Linked DNA regions of Homo sapiens: region 2 is linked to region 1. A link is an interaction called in ENCODE POLR2A ChIA-PET data of the cell type or tissue named here. Cell type or tissue: HepG2. All regions are shown on one strand. Each heading gives the region's core, and the rest is flanking DNA. Links, peaks and the distances in the headings are about the cores only. Region 1 overlaps GPATCH1 (G-patch domain containing 1). Region 2 overlaps RHPN2 (rhophilin Rho GTPase binding protein 2).

Evidence for each region. Peaks named below come from ENCODE experiments on the same cell type or tissue, not always from the same donor. Only the 100,000 strongest peaks of a DNase experiment are listed, where the experiment ranks them.
Region 2: POLR2A ChIA-PET joins it to region 1 with 6 read pairs; 4 of 35 experiments call an interaction of 5 or more read pairs at or near these places.

Annotation. Positions count from the first base shown.
Region 1 is chr19:33,095,492-33,105,439 of GRCh38, forward strand. GPATCH1 (G-patch domain containing 1) reads left to right here. Exons shown (of 20, transcript NM_018025.3): 6 at 271-329; 7 at 716-955; 8 at 2,264-2,411; 9 at 6,004-6,083. Among named protein-coding and RNA genes, the nearest start is that of GPATCH1, 19 kb to the left of the region's middle. In HepG2, for the core only: no CTCF peak of the experiment used is centred there; DNase peaks (open chromatin) are centred at 5,430 and 5,820.
Region 2 is chr19:32,998,446-33,008,393 of GRCh38, forward strand. It overlaps RHPN2 (rhophilin Rho GTPase binding protein 2), which reads right to left. Exons shown (of 15, transcript NM_033103.5): 7 at 9,569-9,735; 8 at 4,368-4,555; 9 at 3,802-3,958; 10 at 1,141-1,260. Among named protein-coding and RNA genes, the nearest start is that of FAAP24, 31 kb to the left of the region's middle. In HepG2, for the core only: no CTCF peak of the experiment used is centred there; no DNase peak of the experiment used is centred there.

The sequences.
Region 1 (9,948 bases), core at 3,021-8,020:
GACCTTGTGATCCACCCCGCCTCAGCCTCCCAAAGTACTGGGATTACAGGCATGAGCCGCTGCGCCCAGCCTTTTTTTTTTTAAATTTTTTGTGGAGGCGGAATCTCACTATGTTACCCAGGCTGGTCTTGAACTCCTGGGCTCAAGCGATCCTCTCACCTCAGCCTCCCAGAGTGCTGGGATTACAGGTGTGATCCACCGCGCCCGGCCTGGTCGGGGTTTTCTATTTGTAGTCACTCATGACTATTGCATTTGAAATCTCTTTTCTAGATCCTGGAGTCAAAATCTATGGCTGTGCATTACCCCCTGGAAGCTCGGAAGGATCTGAGGTATTGCATGGTGTGACTGACCTTCACTTTGGTACAACAGCACCTGTTTCTGTATGACTGTGAAATTTGGTTGGAGACAATTTTAGAAATCAGATCCAATAACTATACAGTTAAATACTCATACCCTAAAGCTATCCTCATTATATCAGCATACATATTCAGCAACATGCCAGCACCACAGATACCCAGGTCTGTTCAGCTTCATAAAATGGAGTTGGTGTTAGCATCCTTTGTGCCAGAAAGTGATTTAGTCATTTATAACAGCACCAATGAAAGTTTGCTAATTGTTCTGTGTGGCATTAATCACTGCGTTTTCAATTAGTATTTTGTGGGTTTACTTTGCATCCTTCAGTGACTCACCTTAATTCCACTTTAAACGGAAATAGGGTGAAGATGATGACTACTTGCCTGATAATGTGACCTTTGCACCCAAAGATGTCACACCTGTGGATTTCACACCTAAAGATAATGTGCATGGTCTAGCTTACAAGGGCCTGGATCCCCACCAGGCACTGTTTGGAACTTCGGGAGAACATTTTAATCTTTTCAGTGGTGGTTCTGAGAGAGCTGGCGATCTTGGAGAAATTGGACTGAATAAAGGAAGAAAATTGGGAATTTCAGGCCAGGTAAAATTATTTTCTATTTTATAAAGGGGGAGTCATTGATAAATGAGTCTACTTTCTTTCTTTCTTCTTTTTAGAGGTTCTTTATTTTCTTTTTTTTTCCCCCTAATCCTCAAGTGGAATCAGGTCAAAGATTCTTTCTTAAAATGCATTTTTAAAATGGTGACTTTGCCATTTCATTATTACCATTTCTGTTTTTTTTTGAGACGGGGTTTCGCTCTGTTACCCAGGCTGGAGTGCAGTGGTGCGATCTTGGCTTACTGCAACCTCTGTCTCCTGGGTTCAAGTGATTCTCCTGCCTCAGCCTCCTGAATAGCTGGGATTATAGGCATGTGCCACCATGCCCCACTAATTTTTGTATTTTTAGTAGAGACGGGGTTTCACCATGTTGGCCAGGCTGGTCTCGAACTCCTGACTTCAGATGATCCACCTGCCTCGGCCTCCCAAAGTGCTAGGATTACAGGCATGAGCCACTGCGCCTGGCCACCTTTTCTTTCTTTCTTTCTTTCTTTTTTTTTTGAGACAGAGTTTGACTCTTGTTGCCCAGGCTGGAGTGCAATGGCGCGATCTCGGCTCACCGCAACCTCCACCTCCCGGGTTGAAGCGATTCTCCTGCCTCAGCCACCTGACTAGCTGAGATTACAGGCATGCGCCACCACCCCGGCTAATTTTGTATTTTTAGTAGAGATGGGGTTTCTCCATGTTGGTCAGGCTGGTCTTGAACTCCTGACCTCAGGTGATCCACCCGCCTCGGCCTCCCAAAGTGCTGGGATTACAGGCGTGAGCCACTGCGCCCGGCCCACCTTTTCTTTTTATAAACGTGTTTTTTTTTCAGTCTTTTAAACAAAAATGCTACTTGTTAGAGGCTCCTTTCCGCAGAGAGTAGGAGTTCTTCCAGCGGGCAGTAGAGTAGCAGCGGCCCTTAGACCCCAGCCACCAGCGTTGGCCCAGGCCGCATTGATCAGTTGATGAACATTTCTTCCTTTCTCCTCTTGGAAGCCACATTTCCACCCCTGCACTGCTGCTTGGCTTTGTTCTCCACTCCTCTTCCTGTGCTGGGACCTGGAGCCATGGCTGTTGTGGGGACTGGAGGGCAGTGTTGGCAGTAGGGACATGGCATTCACCTCTGGTCACTGTTTTCCAGAAAACTTGTGTGTGTGTTGGTCGATCTGGGACCCCCGTTCACTTCTCTCTTGGTGATCTTGAAGTGCTAACATGGTTTCCAATCACATCCTTAAAGTAGCTTTATCCCTGAAGATCCCAGACATACCCTAACACCTGTGCTCAGTTTGAAACCTTGTTTTTTTAAAGGCTTTTGGTGTAGGTGCCCTGGAAGAGGAAGATGATGATATCTATGCCACAGAAACTCTATCCAAGTATGACACTGTTCTGAAGGACGAGGAGCCTGGAGACGGACTCTATGGCTGGACAGCACCCAGGCAGTATAAAAACCAGAAAGGTAATTCGACAGCCACAAACCTAATGGCAGGACCAAGTGTCAGGGTATCAGGAAGGAGGGGCTGCAAGAGCGATACAGGAGCACCAGCCTCTGTTGTTGGTCAAAGTCACGGTAAGAAACAAAACAAAGAAGCGAGGCCCAGCATGGGAAGTGAAACAAATGCAGGATTCAGACCTGGCCAAGGCCAAAGCCAGCTGTCAAGGTGGGGCCCAGGTGGGAGGGAGGGAGAGGTCTGTAATCAGGGAAAGAGGAATGCCTGGACCAGTGACCACATGGCTGGTCAGAGCTGGCAGTGGGTCAAAGGGAAGCACCCAGAGCTCGAGGAACTGGGCAGGTGGCCAAAGGAGGCCAACACATGCAGCAGGTCAGAAGGTCAAGCCAGGGGACCAGGAGGCAGGTACACCAACAGCCTGCAGCAAGATGGAGCTGGGCGCCCAGTCCGTCTTCTCCCTTGAGTCCCTGGCTCTGAGGAGGCTCTTGTTGGGATAAGAGGCTGACATCTCTCAACACAACTTTAACTTCATGCTGTGTTGAAATTTCAAGGTGAATCAGATCCTGTGGTTTGAAGTCACATTTCAGTTGTTTCCAGAAAAGGTGCAGGGCCAGACAGTGTAGAGTCGGTATTAGCAGCATGTGATTTGGAGTCAGTCAGACCTGGGTTTGGATGCCAGCTCTCCATTGCCCAGCTTTGTGACCTTAGGCAAGGCTCATAACCTCTCTGGGCATTGGAGTCCACATTTGTAAAGTGAGGATAAAATCCACTCCAGAGGTGGTTGTGAGGATTAAGTGGCATAACTCAGTGTCTGGCAAAGCACCTGTCCCAAAGACTGAAGAAGTGGCACCTACTATTCTTTGGTTATCATACAGTCATGTGTCACTTGACTGGGATGGTATGACAGGGAACCCAGGGTTTTACACAGGACACTGGAAGGGCATGTGTACCCAGTGTTAGGAGACTTAACCTCCGGGTGGTCAGTGGGCTGCTAGTACTTACTTCCTTTTTTTTTTCCTTCCAATGTTTTTCTTTTTTTTTCCCCTGAGTCATTTAGCTTCTGAGCCTTCTTCCTTTTGCCTCCCTATAGTTTCTGATTTCTGTCCCCAAACTATGGATTATTTTTATATAACTTAAATGAAGATATATTAATATATCATAATATACTATTTAATTTTAATACTATATTATAATCAATATACCATTATATATTGTATATGATTTATATTTTATATAATTAATATATCAATACTATTGGTATATTATGTAACATACCAATACATTATTACATAGTAATGTATTGATCTATTTTAATTATTCATTATTTATTAAAAGTGGTGGGAGTATGAAATTGATAATATCCTATATCTGTTAATATAAATGATATTTAATATACAACATATTAATAACAATATATCAATCCTTTAATAATTAATGATATGTAATGACATATATTTAAGTCCGCCTGCTGAACCACATCTTTCACTTTTCCCTCGTGCACCAGCTTTGCCCCCAGCTGATTGGTTCTCACTCCTTCCACTGAGCTCCGAGCCTGTCCTTGTCCCTCTCTGCTGTGGCCTCTCTCCCCCAGCTTCCTCTCTCCCCCCCTGCAGGGTCACAGCATCTGTAGTTTTGACTGTATGATTTTCTATTCGGTGAATCTATCTTTATTTTACCTAGTCTCCACGGTTGATTTTTTACATTTTTAAATTTTTTTTTTTTGAGACAGAGTCTCACTCTGTCACCCAGGCTGGAGAGCAGTGGCATGATCTCGGCTCACTGCAACCTCCGTCCCCCGGGTTCAAGCGATTCTCTTGCCTCAGCCTCCTGAGTAACTGGGATTACAGGTGTGCACCACCACGCCCAGCTAATTTTTTTTTTTTTTTTTTTTTGAAGAAGGAATTTCCCTCTTGTTGCCCAGGCTGGAGTGTAATGGCCTGATCTTGGCTCACCACAGCCTATGCCTCCCGGGTTCAAGCAATTCTCCTGCCTCAGCCTCCCAAGGAGCTGGGATTACAGGCGCCTGCTACCACGCCCAGCTAATTTTTGTGTTTTTAGTAGAGATGGAGTTTCATCATGTTGGCCAGGCTGGTCTTGAACTCCCGACCTCAGGTGATCCGCCCGCCTCGGCCTCCCAGAGTGCTGGAATTACAGGCGTGAGCTACCATGGCTGGCCATGGTTGATTTTTAAATTCTCATTTTTTTTTTCCATGATCAATAGGGCTATAATGAATATTTTTCTGATTCTGTCTTTATGTACATTTGTTTATTTCTTCAGAATTCTTCAGAATGAACTCATAAACATGAAATTTCTGGGTTTTGAGATAATACAAGTTCCAAGAATGTGAAATTGAATCCCACATTACCTGAAGAAATTTTAGTAAGTTCTAGAAGCTTTAAAAAAAGCCCAACATGCCAGGTGCATTGGCTTACACCTGTAATCCCAGCACTTTGGGAGGCTGAGGCAGGCAGATCACGAGGTCAGGAGATCGAGACCATCCTGGCCAACATGGTAAAACCTCGTCTCTACTAAAAATACAAAAATTAGCTGGGTGTGGTGGCACATGCCTGTAATGCCAGCTACTCGGGAGGCTGAGGCACGAGAATCACTTGAACCCAGGAGGCAGAGGTTGCAGTGAGCCAAGATTGTGCCACTGTACTCTAGCCTGGTGACAGAGCGAGACTCCATCTCAAAAAAAAAAAAAAAAAAAAAAAGCCCAACAGGAGTCAAAGCACAAAGAATGGTTTTGTGGGGAGGGGAGAGATGTGGTGGTGCTGAATGATGAGTGGCTAAAAGCCTTAGCTCATCTGCACTGCTTGCTGTTCCTGCTTCAGGCCTGAGCTCCTAGCCTGTGAAAGAGCTTTTGATGGTCATGTAGAAGGGGCTTTTTTTTTTTTTCAGAAGGGGCTTTTGAGTGCAGAGAATACAGTTCATTTATACGGACTTTTGGCGTAACCAGTACGTGCAGGAAAACCTTGAGAATCAAATCAAAGAGCTTTTGTTGGTGGGGTTGTCTCTATGACCAGAAGACGATCCCCACCTCCAGGTCAGAGGGCATTGGTCATTCAGTTTCCTATGTCTGTGATCTTTATGTCTTGTTAAAGATTACAGGCTGACCTGGTGGCATTGCCTTTCATCCCTATTTGGATTGTTGCTAAGGAGATGGCCAGGTAGTCACCCTGTAGTTCTTCACCTAGTTTTACACATGACGCTCTCACAGTTGTGATTTGTATTTTCCTCCATGCTTGTCCTTTTGGTGGTTTTTCTTGATCTTTTACTCCACGGGGTATATCCTTTGGTGCCCCTAAGGTACTTCTTCTAAAAATCACGTCAATATGCTTGTCTTGGAGGACCACAGCCTTGTGACCTGGGTAGCCCAATCTGTCCAGGGCGGTGTGGGCCGGGCCTTAGTCACTGAGTCAACAGAGGTGTGGGGCTTTGCTTACCACTTGTTCTTCCCTTTACTGCTGCTGTTGAGTGATAGCATGTATGACACGTACTATTTATGTTCTTAGAGATAAGAACGTAAAATGCTGATGTGTTCTGTCTTATTCTAATCATCTCTACTTCTGGAATTAATCTATGACATCATTTTGTAGAATCAGAGAAAGACCTTCGGTACGTTGGCAAAATTTTGGATGGATTTTCCTTGGCTTCTAAACCTTTATCTTCTAAGAAAGTAAGAAAAACTTTTTTTCTTTCTTTTTTTACTGGTTTAGTTCTTAAAATATTTGCTGCTATGTGATCTGAGTTCTATTAACAACAGGAAAGATAAGTAAATTCTGTTTTCAAAAAACAACAGCCTGGTTACTAGTGATTGTCTAGAAAAACATTCTACATTAGAAATACCAGGGCGAGGCGCAGTGGCTCATACCTGTAATCCCAGCACTTTGGGAGGCCAAGGTGGGTGGATCACCTGAGGTCGGGAGTTTAAGACCAGCCTGACCAACATGGAGAAACCCCGTCTCTACTAAAAATACAAAATTAGCCGCACGTGGTGTCGCATGCCTGTAATCCCAGCTACTAGGGAGGCTGAGGTGGGAGAATCACTTGAACCCAGGAGGTGGAGGTTACAGTGAGCCAAGATCACACCACTGCACTCCAGCCTGGACAACACGTAAAACTCTGTCTCAAAAAAAAAAAAAAAAAATCAGTTGGCCAGGCGTGGTGGCTCACGCCTGTAATCCCAGCACTTTGGGAGGCCAAGGTTGGCAGATCACCTGAGGTTAGGAGTTTGAGACCACCCTGGTCAATATGGCAAAACCCCATCTCTACTAAAAATACAAAAATTAGCTAGGTGTGGTGGTGGGCGCCTGTAATCCCAGTTACTCGGGAGGCTGAGGCAGGGAGAATTGCTTGAACCTGGGTGGCAGAGGTTGCAGCGAGCCAAGATCGCACCATTGCACTCCAGCTTGGGCGACAAGAGCAAAACTCCGTATCGAAAAGAAAAGAAAAGAAATATCAGTCAGTAGCTACATTGTGATAAAAATATCTAATTTCTATTTTTTTTTTTTTTTTTGAGATGGAGTCTTGTTCTGTCACCCAGGCTGCAGTGTAGTGATGCAATCTCAGCTCACCGCAACCTCCGCCTCCCAAATTCAAGCGATTCTCCTGCCTCATCCTCCTGAGTAGCTGGGATTACAGGCGTGCACCACCACGGCTGGCTAATCTTTGTATTTTTAGTAGAGATGGGGTTTCACCATGTTGGTCAGGCTGGTCTTGAACTCCTGACCTTGTGATCCGCCTGCCTCAGCCTCCCAAAGTGCTGGAATTACAGGCGTGAGCCACCGCGCCCGGCCGCTAATATTTCAAATTCAAACTTCAAGTGAGTGGTTATTTACATGAAAAGAGACATACATTAGAAAGAGAATGAAATTGCTATGATTCTAGGGGAAATGTAGGTTAAGGAAAAGTAGAAAACATTCAGAAAGCTGGATAACCCATAGCCCTGGTTCCTCCCCATGCTCTGAAGCTAGCAGGGGCAAGGTTCCCTGGCCTCCTCAGCTGGGGCCGAGCAGAAGGGAGAGAAGCCGTGTGCAGGTGGGTGAAGTTGGAGGAGAGCTCTGCGTGCCTTTGCAGATTGCTTTGTTTTTGTGAGATGCTGTCACAGCCACATGTGAAGCTCTTAGGCCACATGGCGCTCTTCCTGTCACCACCAAAGTCACATGCTCACAGGCACACTCAGGAGGGAGTTAGGGTGCTGGCCAGCCCAGGAGGGGTGTCTGGCCATCTGCCTTGTCAGCATTCCTGTTTTAGATTGTTTCACGCTTTAATCAGCTTTTTGTTTTTTATTCAGCAAACATTTGTTCAGTACCTCTAAGGATTGGCCTGTGCTTGTCTGGGACACGGGAGGCCAGGGGACAGTTTTGATTTGTTTCATTGTGATAGTTCATGTGTTGTGATAGCCAGCAGAATATATCTAGGACAGTGTCGGGCATACAGTAAGCTGCTATTATTACCAGAAATGTCAAATAACATTAAAGGAAAATGCAGGTGTTTTACATGTATGAAAAGGAAGCATAAGGCCGGGCACGGTGGCTCACACCTATAATCCCAACACTTTGGGAGGCTGAGGCGGATGGATCACTTGAGGTCAGGAGTTCGAGACCAACCTGGCCAACATGGCGAAACCCCACCTCTACTAAAAATACAAAAATTAGCCAGGCATGGTGGTACGTGTCTGTAAACCCAGCTACTTGGGAGGCTGAGGCAGGAGAATTACTTGAGCCTGGAAGGTGGAGGTTGCAGTGAGCCAAGATTGTGCCACTGCACGTCTAGCCTGGGTGACAGAGCAAGACTCCATCTCAAAAAAAGAAAAAAAAAGAAAAGGAAGCATAGTTTAAAAATGATGGAGAAGCACTCACTGGTCCTTAGGATAAATAGGCCAGCCTGGCCCCAGGTAGCTCCCATCCAACAAAGGTAGCAGATACACAAATACAGAGTCGTGGGCAAACATCCCTAAGTGGAGAGACACAGTCCTGGGGGTTCCTGGCGCTTCTCTGGAGTAGGGCTTTGGGCAGGAACACTTCAGAGGAGGGCTGTGTTCATCTAGCCTTTCACACACAGATTTAGATGGTTCTCTAGATCTGAATCTAGAGGTCAAACAGAACAATGATTTGGCAGACAGACAGAGAGAAATACTTTCAATCCAAGACTGGGCATGGTGGCTTACGCCTGTAATCCTAGCACTTTGGGAGGCCAATGCGGGCAGATCGCTAGAGTCCAGGAGTTTGAGACCAGCCTGGGCAACATGGTGAAACCCCATCTCTACAAAAAATACAAAAAAAAAAAAAAATTAGCTGGGTGTGGTGGTATGTGCCTGTAGTCCTAGCCTCTTGGGGGCCTGAGGTGGGAGGATTGCTTGAGCCTGGGAGGTCCAGGCTGCAGTGAGCTGTGATTGGCTGCTGCACTCCAGCCTGGGCAACAGAGTGAGACCCTGTCTCAAAAAAAAGAAAGAAATACTTTGAATCCCATGGAGGATATAGAGAAGTTGTGGACACACTCCTCCTTTCTGCCATGTTCCTCTGGGTTTTTGTGTGGTGGTAACATGAGAGTGTTTTCTGGCTGATTTGGGGGTGTGTCTCCAGAAGGTGATGAAGCTAAGATGATAAAAAAACAGGATTTCTTGACAATGATAACACCACTCTTTCATGGACTTTCATTGTGCCAGGGGCTTGACCCAGGCTGTGTATTTTAACAACCACCTGGGGAGCTTGGGGAACTCCAGTTATAGCAGACTCTCTGGGGTGGGGCGCAGGCATCAGTATAGTTACAACTCCTCAGGCGAGTCCAGCATGCACCTGGACCTGAGAGCCAGCGGAGAGAGGGGCCGGGAGAGAGGGGTCAGTGCTTTCAGCCACAGGGTTACTTCATCATGGACTTCAGCTTTCATGTAGCTTAAAAATCTAGAGAATATTTCAGTGTGAATTTGGGGGAAAAAAATAGTAAAGAAAAGTCTAGAAAATAGCTTAAATAACAAACACGTGTGGATTTGTTAGACCAAGAGCAAGGGAGACCATTTAATGCAGTTATTTAACAATATTTAGTACTTTCCTTTACCTTGTCTGCTGTGCCATCATTCATGCCTGTCAGTGTTAAAAATCCCCAAATTTCCCAAACAGATTTTCATTTCACTTCCGTCAACTTTTAAATTAAAGTTTTTAAATTCCTGTCCCCACTCCCCTCCTAGCTCCTGGGCCAGGTCCTCTTGGCTCTACTCACATTATTCATAGTAATATCTTGGATGAAAAAATAGGCCAGGCGTGGTGGCTTACGCCTGTAATTCCAGCACATTGGGAGGCTGAGGCGGGTGGATCATTTGAGGTCAGGAGTTTGAGACCAGCCTGGCCAACATGGTGAAACCCCGTCTCTACTAAAAATACAAAAATTAGCCAGGCATGGTGATGCGTGCCTGTAATTCCTGCTACTTGGGAGGCTGAGGCAGGAGAATTGCATACCCAGAGCTGAGATTGCACCACTGCACTGCAGCCTGGATGACAGAGCAAGACTCTGTCTCAAAAAAAAAAAAAAAAAGAAAAAGAAAA
Region 2 (9,948 bases), core at 1,569-6,568, 98 kb before region 1:
CAGCCTGGGCAACATAGTGAGACCGCATCTCTACAAAAACCTTTTTACAATATTAGCCGGGCGTGGTGGTGCATGCCTGTAGTCCCAGCTACTCAGGAGGCTGAGGCAGGAAGATCACTTGAAGCCAGGAGTTCGAGGCTGCACTGAGCTGTGATTGCACTACTGCACTGCAGCCTGGGGGACAGCAAGATGCTGTCAAAGAAAACAAATGAAAGAAAAGGAAAGAGGAAAGGAGGGAGGACGGGTAGATGGGGAGGAGAGAGAGAGAAAGGAAAGAAGGAAAGAATAAAGGAGAGAGGAGAGGAAAGGGAGAGAAAAGGAAAGCAACAAGGAACAAGGAAAGGAGAGGAGAGGGGAGGGGAGGAGGGGAGAGGGGAAGGGTGAGGGGAGGAGAGGAAGGAGGGGAGGGAGAGGGAGGACCAGAGGAGAGAGGAAAGGAGGGGAGAAGAGAGGAGGAGAGAGAAGGGGAGCGGAGGGTAACAGGGGAGGGAAGAGGAGAGGAGAGAACAGGAGAGGAGGGGAAGGGAGGGGAACAGAGGGGAGGAGAGGGGAGGGGAGCAGAGGGGAGGGGATGGGAAAGAGGAGGAAAGAAAAGAAGCGTGGAGAGTGAGTCCAAGGTTTCTGGCCTGAGCACCTAGAGGGGTGGGAGTTGCCATCACTGAGACGGAGAAGCTGCGTATGTGTGCATGGGTGGTGCGCAGAGGGGCAGGTTAGGGTGGTGGAGGTGAGGTCTGCACATGGGAAGAGATATTCACACTGAGACATGGCAGAGACCAAACCAGGACACTGCATTACCAGTCATTAGGTGTTCTTGGTAATTCAGCCATGCATAAGGAAATCAACAAACGTCTCCTTCCCTGTTAGCGTGACACATGCCACCCTGTGGACCCCAAGGGAGATGGTTAAAGTCCTGGCTCCACAGTGGGAGGCCTGGGTGCTATGGAACCCATGAGAACACAGCCTGGGAAGCCCTCTGAGGCTCAGGACCGCGCCTCATGACTTCTGAACCCAAAGTGGCCACGATGACTCGGAACACCCCCCTCTCCCGGGCCCTCTTCAGGGACCTCTCTGTGGCTGGCTGTGAGCAGGACCAGCTGGGCACCAAGTGGGGCCCACATCTGGGTGCAGGGGGACACGCACCCAGCTGTCGGCGCTGCTGATCATTCTTCAGTGTGGCCAAGGGTGTCAGCCCCTCTGGCATGTGGTCGTAGAGCTGGGACAGGCACTTCTCCTGGTGGTCCAGATCCGTGCCTGGCTTCACTGCAAAGAGAACCACAGGTTAAATCCCCTCTCATGGACCTGGCCACAGACCCACGTAGAGATTTCTCTACCATGTCTCCAGCTTCCTTTTTTCTGCAGTTTCACAAGGCATTTGGGATCATGGGTCTCCTTTCTGCCCCCGGACACACCCCAGGCCGTCTAACCCTCAAGGTTTTCTTTTCTTTGAGACGGTCTCACTCTGTTACCAGGCTGGAGTGCAATGGCACAATCATAGTTCACTGCCGCCTTGAACTCCTGGGCTCAAGTGATCCTCCCACCTCACCTCCTGAGTAGTTAGGACTACAGACATGCACCACCACATGCCAGGCTAATTTTTAAATTTTTTTGTAAAGACAAGGTCTTGCTACATTGCCCAGGCTGGTCTCAAACCCCTGGGTTCAAACGATCCTCCTGCCTTAGCCTCCCAAAGTGCTGGGATCAAATGTGTGAGCCACTATGCCTGGCTACCCCAAAGCTCTTGCTCACTGGGACCAGTCACACTCCAGAGGTTCATAATTTTTTTTTTTTTTTTTGAGATGGAGTTTCGCTCTGTCACCCAGGCTTGGGTGCAGTGGTGTGATCTTGGCTCACTGCAACCTCCACCTCCCGGGTTCAAGCGATTCTCCTGCCTCAGCCTCCCGAGTAGCTGGGATTACAGGCACATGCCACCATGCCCGGCTAATTTTTGTATTTTTAGTAGAGATGGGGTTTCAGCATCTTGGCCAGGCTGGTCCTGACCTCGTGATCCACACCGATTTCGGCCTCCCAAAGTGCTGGGATTATAGGCGTGAGCCACCACACCCGGCAAGGTTTGTAATTTGACCCTGAGCCCCCACACGCTACCTCCTCCAACTCACCCACCACACAGAACCTCCTGGCATAGCCCAGACCCTGTCATGCCCGGCCTGCACCCCTCTGCGGGCCTGCACACCTGCAGCAGAGCCCCTTCCTGCTTCAACCACACCCTTCGTGGCGCGCATCCTGCTCTCAAACCTCACAAAACCACTCTCCACTTCCCCAGCACCCTCCGCCTCTGTTCTGTGCTCAGACACTTTACTCCCTCTAGGCTGACCCTTCCCTCCTGTGCAGATGGAAAAGTTGAACTCAAATGTCACTGCCTCTAAGAAGCCATCCATGACTGTACCATGGAGTCCACCTGCTGCTGCATTTGTGTCTCTACAGCAATCACCGAGGCACTATATGGTATTTCTATTTGTTTTCACATCTTGTCTCACCTAATAGACTATATAGTACTAGGAGTGGCGGCTCACACTTTCAGAGAACCTACAGTATATAAAGCATTATTGAGCTTTGCGTACAGGCCCTTCGTTTTCGTTTTCATGACAGCCTGTGAGGCAGGTTCTCTCCATATACCCATTTTACAGATGAGAAAATTGAGGCAGAGGACAGCTAAGTAACTTGCCCAAGGTAAAACAGCTCATTCATGGAAGAGCTGAGATATGAACCCAGGAAGTCTGGCTCCAGAGGCTGTCTTTTTAATTCCTTGGGAGGCTGCCTGGATTAGTACTCATTAGATCAAAAATCCCTGGCCAGGCACCATGGCTCATGCCTGTAATCCCAACACTTTGGGGAGGCCAAGGCAGGACAACTGCTTGAGGCCAAGAGTTTGAAACCAACTTAGGCAACATAGTGAGACTCCATCTCTATAAAAAAAAAATTTTTTTTAATTAACTGGTGTAGTGGCATGTGCCTGTATTCCCAGCTATTTGGGAGGCTGAATTGGGAGGATCGCTTGAGCCCAGGAGTTCAAGAAGGCAGTGAGCCATGATCATACCACTGCACTCCAGCCCCATCTCTAACAATAAAATAAAATAAATAAAATAATAAAATAAAATAAAATTCCGATCATCACAGATTTTTTTTGCATTAATTTTTATTTTATTATTATTAGTTTTTTTGAGATGGAGTCTTGCTCTGTCACCCAGGCTGGAGTGCAGTGGCACAATCTCGGCTCACTGCAACCTCCACCTCCCTGGCTCAAGCCATTCTCCTGCCTCAGTCACCCGAGTAGCTAGGATTAGAGGCACGTGCCATGCCCTGCTAATTTTTGTATTTTTAGTAGAGACAGGGTTTCACCATGTTGGCCAGGCTGGTCTCAAACTCCTGACCTCAAATGATCTGCCTGCCTTGGCCTCCCAAAGTGCTGAGATTACAGGCATGAGCCACAGCACCTGGCCTGCATTAATTTTGATTCTTTTAAAATATTACCTTAAAATGTTACTTATCTTGATGCCAGCATTTTTGGCCTTCCCTTAGATTCTAGATTCCAGGTGAAAATTCATCCTCTTGCACCCAGGCAGAATTAAAGGTGCCTCTTCTTCCTCCCTCTAAAGAAGCTTATAACCCCTAACCCCACCATGGCCTGTGCGGCAGCTGCCTCAGTCATGGGTCACTCCCATCCTCTGCCTTCAGCCTGTGAGCATCTCCAGGGAAGGCAGTTAGCTCTCACTCAGCTCAGAATCGCCCCTGGGGCAGCTGGACCACAGCCCTCGCCAAACTCCCGAACCCCCCAGGCCTTACCCTGGTGGTCGATGAGGAGGATGGCAGTGAAGTAGTGGGCCAGGGCCGCGTAGTGGTGGGCCTTCACGCAGGCTAAGCTGGCCCAGGAGTAGGGGATGTTCTCTTTCACCGGCGCCTGGCTCATGGCTGCGTGTAGCTGTTGGTAGACCTCTCCCACCTGAAATAGAAGGGACACTGGGAAGGGGCAGCCCGGCACAAGGGCCCTCATGAACCCATTTGCAGAGAAAGAGCCCTTTCTTCTTCCCATGCAACAGCCCCTGCCAGGGGCTGCTCCAGAATCTGGGAGCAACTCCAAGAGACCCCTCGTTCTGTCATTGTCACAGTTAACAGGGGGATCAGGCTGCTGTCATTATGCTGGTTTTTAGGTTAAGCTGCAGATGGAATCAGTGATCTGTATCTGAAACACCAACACTTGCCAAGAAAACTCAAGCCAGCAGTACTGGCCGGAGCTGGCACAATGCCCAGGTCACAGGCAAGCTCCCATGGGAAGGCCCCGCTACTTCCAGTGCTCCTGTGCCAGCATCTCCTGCCCACTCCCCAAAGTCACAGGAACCAGGGAGTCCTACCTTAGCAGCCTCCTGAGCCACCTTCACCAGCATGAAGAATTCATTCCGGATCCCAGGAAGGCTGATTTTCTCAAACACGCTTTCTTGGGCTTGTGCAAGCATCATTTTGACGAGCACGCTGAGCATGGCAGGGCTCATGTCGTAACTTGGAGTATGGGTAAATGTGTCTTTCAGGTAATTTAAAACCCCTAAAAGTGGAAAATGTTTTGCCCATTAGTTCGGGTTCATATTTACTTCATCACGTTGCTATAGAGAAAGATAGGAGGCCGAGTGCGGTGGCTCATGCCCATAATCCCAACACTTTGGGAGGCCGAAGTGAGCAGATCACTTGTATCAGGAATTCAAGACCAGCGTGGGCAACGTGGTGAAACCCTGTCTCTACAAAAAATACAAAAATTAGCCGGGTGTGATGGTGTGCGACTATAGTCTCAGCTCCTCTGGAGGCTGAGGCAGGAGGATTGCTTGAGCCCAGGAGGCAGAGGTTGCAGTGAGCTGAGATCTCACTACTGCACTCCAGCCTGGGTGACAGAGCAAGACTCTGTCTCAAAAAAAAAAAAAAAAAAAAAAAAAGGAAAAGACAGGAGAAAAAAAAAAGAACCGGTGTCCTACAACATATTAAAAAATTTGATTCTCAATTATATGGTCCAGCAATTCCACTCCTATGATATATATCCCCAAACAATTGAAAGTGGGGGCTTAAATGACACTTGAACACCCGTGTTAATAGCAACATTATTCACAAGAGCTGAAAAGTGGAAACCACCCAGACGTCCATGAGCAGATGAATGATTAAACACAATGTGGCCTATCCATACAACAGAATATTTTTCAGCCTTAAAAAGGAATGAAATTCTGACACATGGTACAGTGTAAATAAGGACATTATGCTAAGTGAAACAAGCCAGTCACAAAAGGACCAATATTGTAGGATTCCATTTAGATAAGGTACCCGGAATAGTCAAATTCACAGAAATAGAAAGGAGAATAGAGGTTAGCTGGGGCTGGAAAAGCGGGCAATGGGAAGTTATTGTTTAACTGAGTACAGAGCTTTGCTTTGGATGATGAAAAAGTTCCGGAGATAGCTGGGCACAGGGGCTGCTGCCTGTAATCCCAGCTATAAAGGAGGCTGAGGTGGGAGGGTTGCTTGACATTAAGAGTTCAAGACCAGCCTGGGCAACGTACTGAGACCCCTGTCTCTTAAAAAATATATACTTTTTAAAAATGTATTTATTTTATTTATTTTTGAGACAAGATCACACTCTGTTGCCCAGACTGGAGTGCGGTGGCACAATCATGGCTCACTGCAGCCTCAAACTCCTGGGCTCAAGCGGTCCTCCCACCTCAGTCTCCTGAAGAGCTGGGACTACAGCCATGTGCCACCCTACACCAAGCTAATTTTAAAATTTTTTGTACAGATGGGGTGTCCCTATGTTGCTCAGACTGGTCTCCACTCTTGGATTCAAGTGATCCTCCTGACTCAGCCTCCCAAAGTGCTGAGATTACAGGTGTGAGCCACCTTGCCTAACCAACAAAAAAAGTTTTTAACTTCTGGAGATGTTTAGTGGTAATGGCTGCACAACACTATGAATGTACAAATGCACTTAATGCCATTGAACTGCACACTTAAAAATGGTTAAAATGTGCTTCTGGTTGGCAGGATAATTTTAAAATTTTTAAAATTTAAGATAATAATTAAAATGGTAATTTTATGTTCTGTGTTATTTTACTATAATAAAAAAACTGGTTAAAATAGTACATTTTAAGTTATATATGTATATTTTAACACTATTTATTTATTTATTTATAAATAAACACCCAGGCTGGAGTGCAGTGGTGTGATTTCAGTTCACTGCAACCTCTGCCTCCCAGGTTCAAGCGATCCTCCTGCCTCAGCCTCCCAAGTAGCAGGGATTACAGGTGTCCACCACCACACCCAGCTAATTTTTGTATTTTTAGTACAGACGGGGTTTCACCATGTTGGCCAGGCTGGTCTCGAACTCCTGACCTCAGGTGATCTGCCTGCCTCGGCCACTGAAAGTGCTGGGATAACAGGCGTGAGCCACCCCACCCAGCCTTTTAACCCAATTTTTAAAAATTGGATTACCTTCCAAAACACATCTCTATTGAGTAAAGAAACCAGCCTGCTCCCCACAACTCCTGTGTCACCTGGGACAAAATTCCATCACGACAGGTATGGAGATGCAAGCAGACGGCAGGCAGAAGGACTAAGGGGCTCACAGGGGACCAGGCTCACACATAAGATCTGAGTCATTCAGCAGTCCAGGGCTTTTCCCCTGGACCTCAAGAAAGATCTATTCTGGCCAGGCGTGGTGGCTCATGCCTCTAATCCCAGCACTTTGGGAGGCCGAGGTGGGCGGATCACCTGAGGTCAGGAGTTCAAGACCAGCCTGGCCAACATGGCAAAAGCCCATCTCTACCAAAAATACAAAATTAGCCAGGTGTGGTGGTGCACGCCTATAATCCCAGCTACTCCGGAGGCTGAGGCAGGAGAATCACTTGAACCCGGGAAGCAGAGGCTGCAGTGAGCCGAGATCTCGCCACTGCACTCCAGCCTGGGCGACAGAGTGAGATTCTGTCTCAAAAAAAAAAAAAAAAAAAAAAAAATCTCAATCCGTCTGCTCCAATGGAAATTTTCATGCTGCAGCCTTCCTCTGACTTCTTTGTAGTTTAGAAAATTAACTGTCCAAAGCGCTAACTGACAATCAATCTGGAACTGAAATAGAATCTCTCATATGAATCCCATCCAACTGGTTCCTCTGGTTTTGTTGCTGAGCAAAAAAAAAAAAAAAAAAGCCCTGCCCTGCGGAGGGATGGCACCTGCTGTTTTGAGCTGCGAGCTCCATGGGGGTTCCCTCACACTCCCCACTGTTCTCCTACTTGCTTCATTTCGTCTATAGTTTGTCTCCATTGATATAATCTCAGAGACAGGACACAGAGTGCCTGCCTAAGATTCCTCAGAAAGATGAGTCCAGAAAAAAGATTTACAGCAAAAGAAATCAACTCATACTTGGAATCTTAGCATATCGCTTCATCCCGATAGACCAATCTTTTATTTTTTTAATTAATTAATTATTTTTTGGGACAGGGTCTTGCTCTGTCGCCCAAGCTGGAGTGCAATGGCGCGATCTTGGCTTACCACAACCTCGGCTGATCCTTCTGTCTCAGCCTCCCAAGTAGCTGAGACTACAGGCATGCACCACCAGGCCCAGCTAACTTTTGTACTTTTTGTAGAGATGGAGTTTCGCCTTGTTGCCCAGACTGATCTCAAATTCCTGGGCTCCAGCAATCCACCCACCTCAGCCTCCTAAAGTGCTGGGATTACAGGCATGAGCCACCATGCCCAGCCTATTTCATTAATTTAAAAAAAAAAAATTCTTTTTAGGGATGGAGTCTTACTCTGTCACCCAGGCTAGAGTACAGTGGTGCAATCATAGCTCACTGCAGCCTCAAACTCCTGGGCTTAAGTGATCTTCCCGTCTTAGCCACTGGAGTAGCTGGAACTACGGGCATACACCACCACGCCTGGCTAATTTTTAAATATTTTGTAGAGATGGGGTCCTCCTGTGTGGCCCAGGCTGGTAGGACCAATCATTATAACATCAGAAATTTCACGATGAGTCAAAGTGGCAAAGCTATGGTTCTTCACAAGCTTGCAGGGCAAAGTGATATCAAACAATGATCCACACGGGTGGAAGGGGATCACACCCCAAAGCAGAATGTCGATGATCAGCCCAGAAGGCAACACGCTATAGAGCTAGCGTGGGGAACACACTGTGGTCTACACTGTGCCCTGCTCTTGCATCCATCCCCACGTGGAGTCTGACCCAGACACAGCCCTGCTATGGGGGAGCAAGGCAGAACCCGCAGGCACAGGTGAGCCAAGCCAGGCTCACCCACAGCGCTGGGTCTGTTGACCCCAGTCCTCTATAGGTGTAAGCACTAGGCTGCTTTTCTCCTCAACACCGCACCTCATTCTCATACTAAGATTACCTGAGGTCAGGAGTTTGAGACCAGCCTGGCCAACATGGCAAAACCTCATCTCTACTAAAAATACAAAAATTAGCCAGGCATGGTGGCAGGCGCCTGTAATCCCAGCTACTTGGGAGGCTGAGGCAGAAGAATTACTTGAACCCAGTAGGCAGACGTCGTAGTGAGCAGAGATTGTGCCACTGCACTCCAGCCTGGGTGACAAGAGCAAGACTCTATCTCAAAATAAACAAATAAATAAAATAAAATAACAAAAGACAGTTCCCAGAAGAAGGGAACTGAGCTATGAGACATCCTTTGAATGCATCACTTGACAAAGGGTTGAGAACACCCACCTCATGCTGGAGAAGTTGGCAGAATGCAGGTGATATAAAGGCATGGAGGGGCAGGGTGCGGTGGCTCATGCCTGTAATCCCAGCATTCTGGGAGGCTGAGGCAGGCGGAACACCTGAGGTCAGGAGTTCGAGACCAGCCTGGCCAGCATGGCGAAACCCCATTTCTACTAAAAATACAAAAATTAGCCAGGTGTGGTGGCGGGTGCCTGTAATCCCAGCTACTCAGGAGGCTGAGGCAGGAGAATTGCTTGAAACCAGGAGGTGGAGGTTGCAGTGAGCCGAGACCATGCCACTGCGCTCCAGCCTGTGCAACAAGAGCAAAACTCCATCTCATAAATAAATAAATAAATAAATAAATAAATAAATAAATAAAGGCACGGAGAGTAATACGCACTGATAAGGTACACCTAATACAAGAAAAAGAAGCCTACAGTTTCACTATTTGGGAAAAGTTATTCTGCTCTTCATGACAGTGTTGAAAGAAACAGTTATGCACTGCCATCCCAGGGGCCACTTGTCTGGAAAAGATCGTCAGCCACAGGATTCACCATGTACATCAGCCATCCCAGACTGAGGTCTGAACCACCGAGCAAGTTTTTTTTTTTTTTTTTGAGATGCAGTCTGGCCTCGATCTCCTGACCTTGTGATCCACCCGCTTTGGCCTCCCGAAGTGCTGGGATTACAGGCGTGAGCCACCGCGCCCGGCCGGAGCAAGTTTCTTAATGGGAAGTTACACCAGAGCTGGAGACTGGTCTGGCCCTTGCGAGGGATGACCTGTAGATTCTCTTCAGTGGGGGGTCCCCTGGTGCCACCGGGTGGGGCCAAGGCTCCGTCTGGTCAGCCCTGGAGGAGACATACCTGCGGCTCTCTGAAAGGCATCTATGGCACTCTCCAGCCCAGCCTGCGTCTGCCGATCACACCGGGTCCCAATCTGGGTGTAGAGGGCCCCAGTGTTGAACAGGACACTGGCCTTCTCCAGCAGCAGGTTCTGCTGGCTGACCGGAACCCCGGTGAGAGAGTCATACCTATGTGAAAGAAATGCATTCCGAGAATACAGATTACTTGGCTAGTTAATGCTACAAGTGGAAAAAATTCTTTTTTTTTTTTTTTTTAAGAGTCAATATCTCACTCTGTTGCCCAGGCTGGAGTGCAGTGGTGTGATCATAGCTTACTGCAGCCTTCAACTTTAGGGCTCAGTTGATCCTCCCACCTCAGCCTCATGAGAATAGCTGGCATTA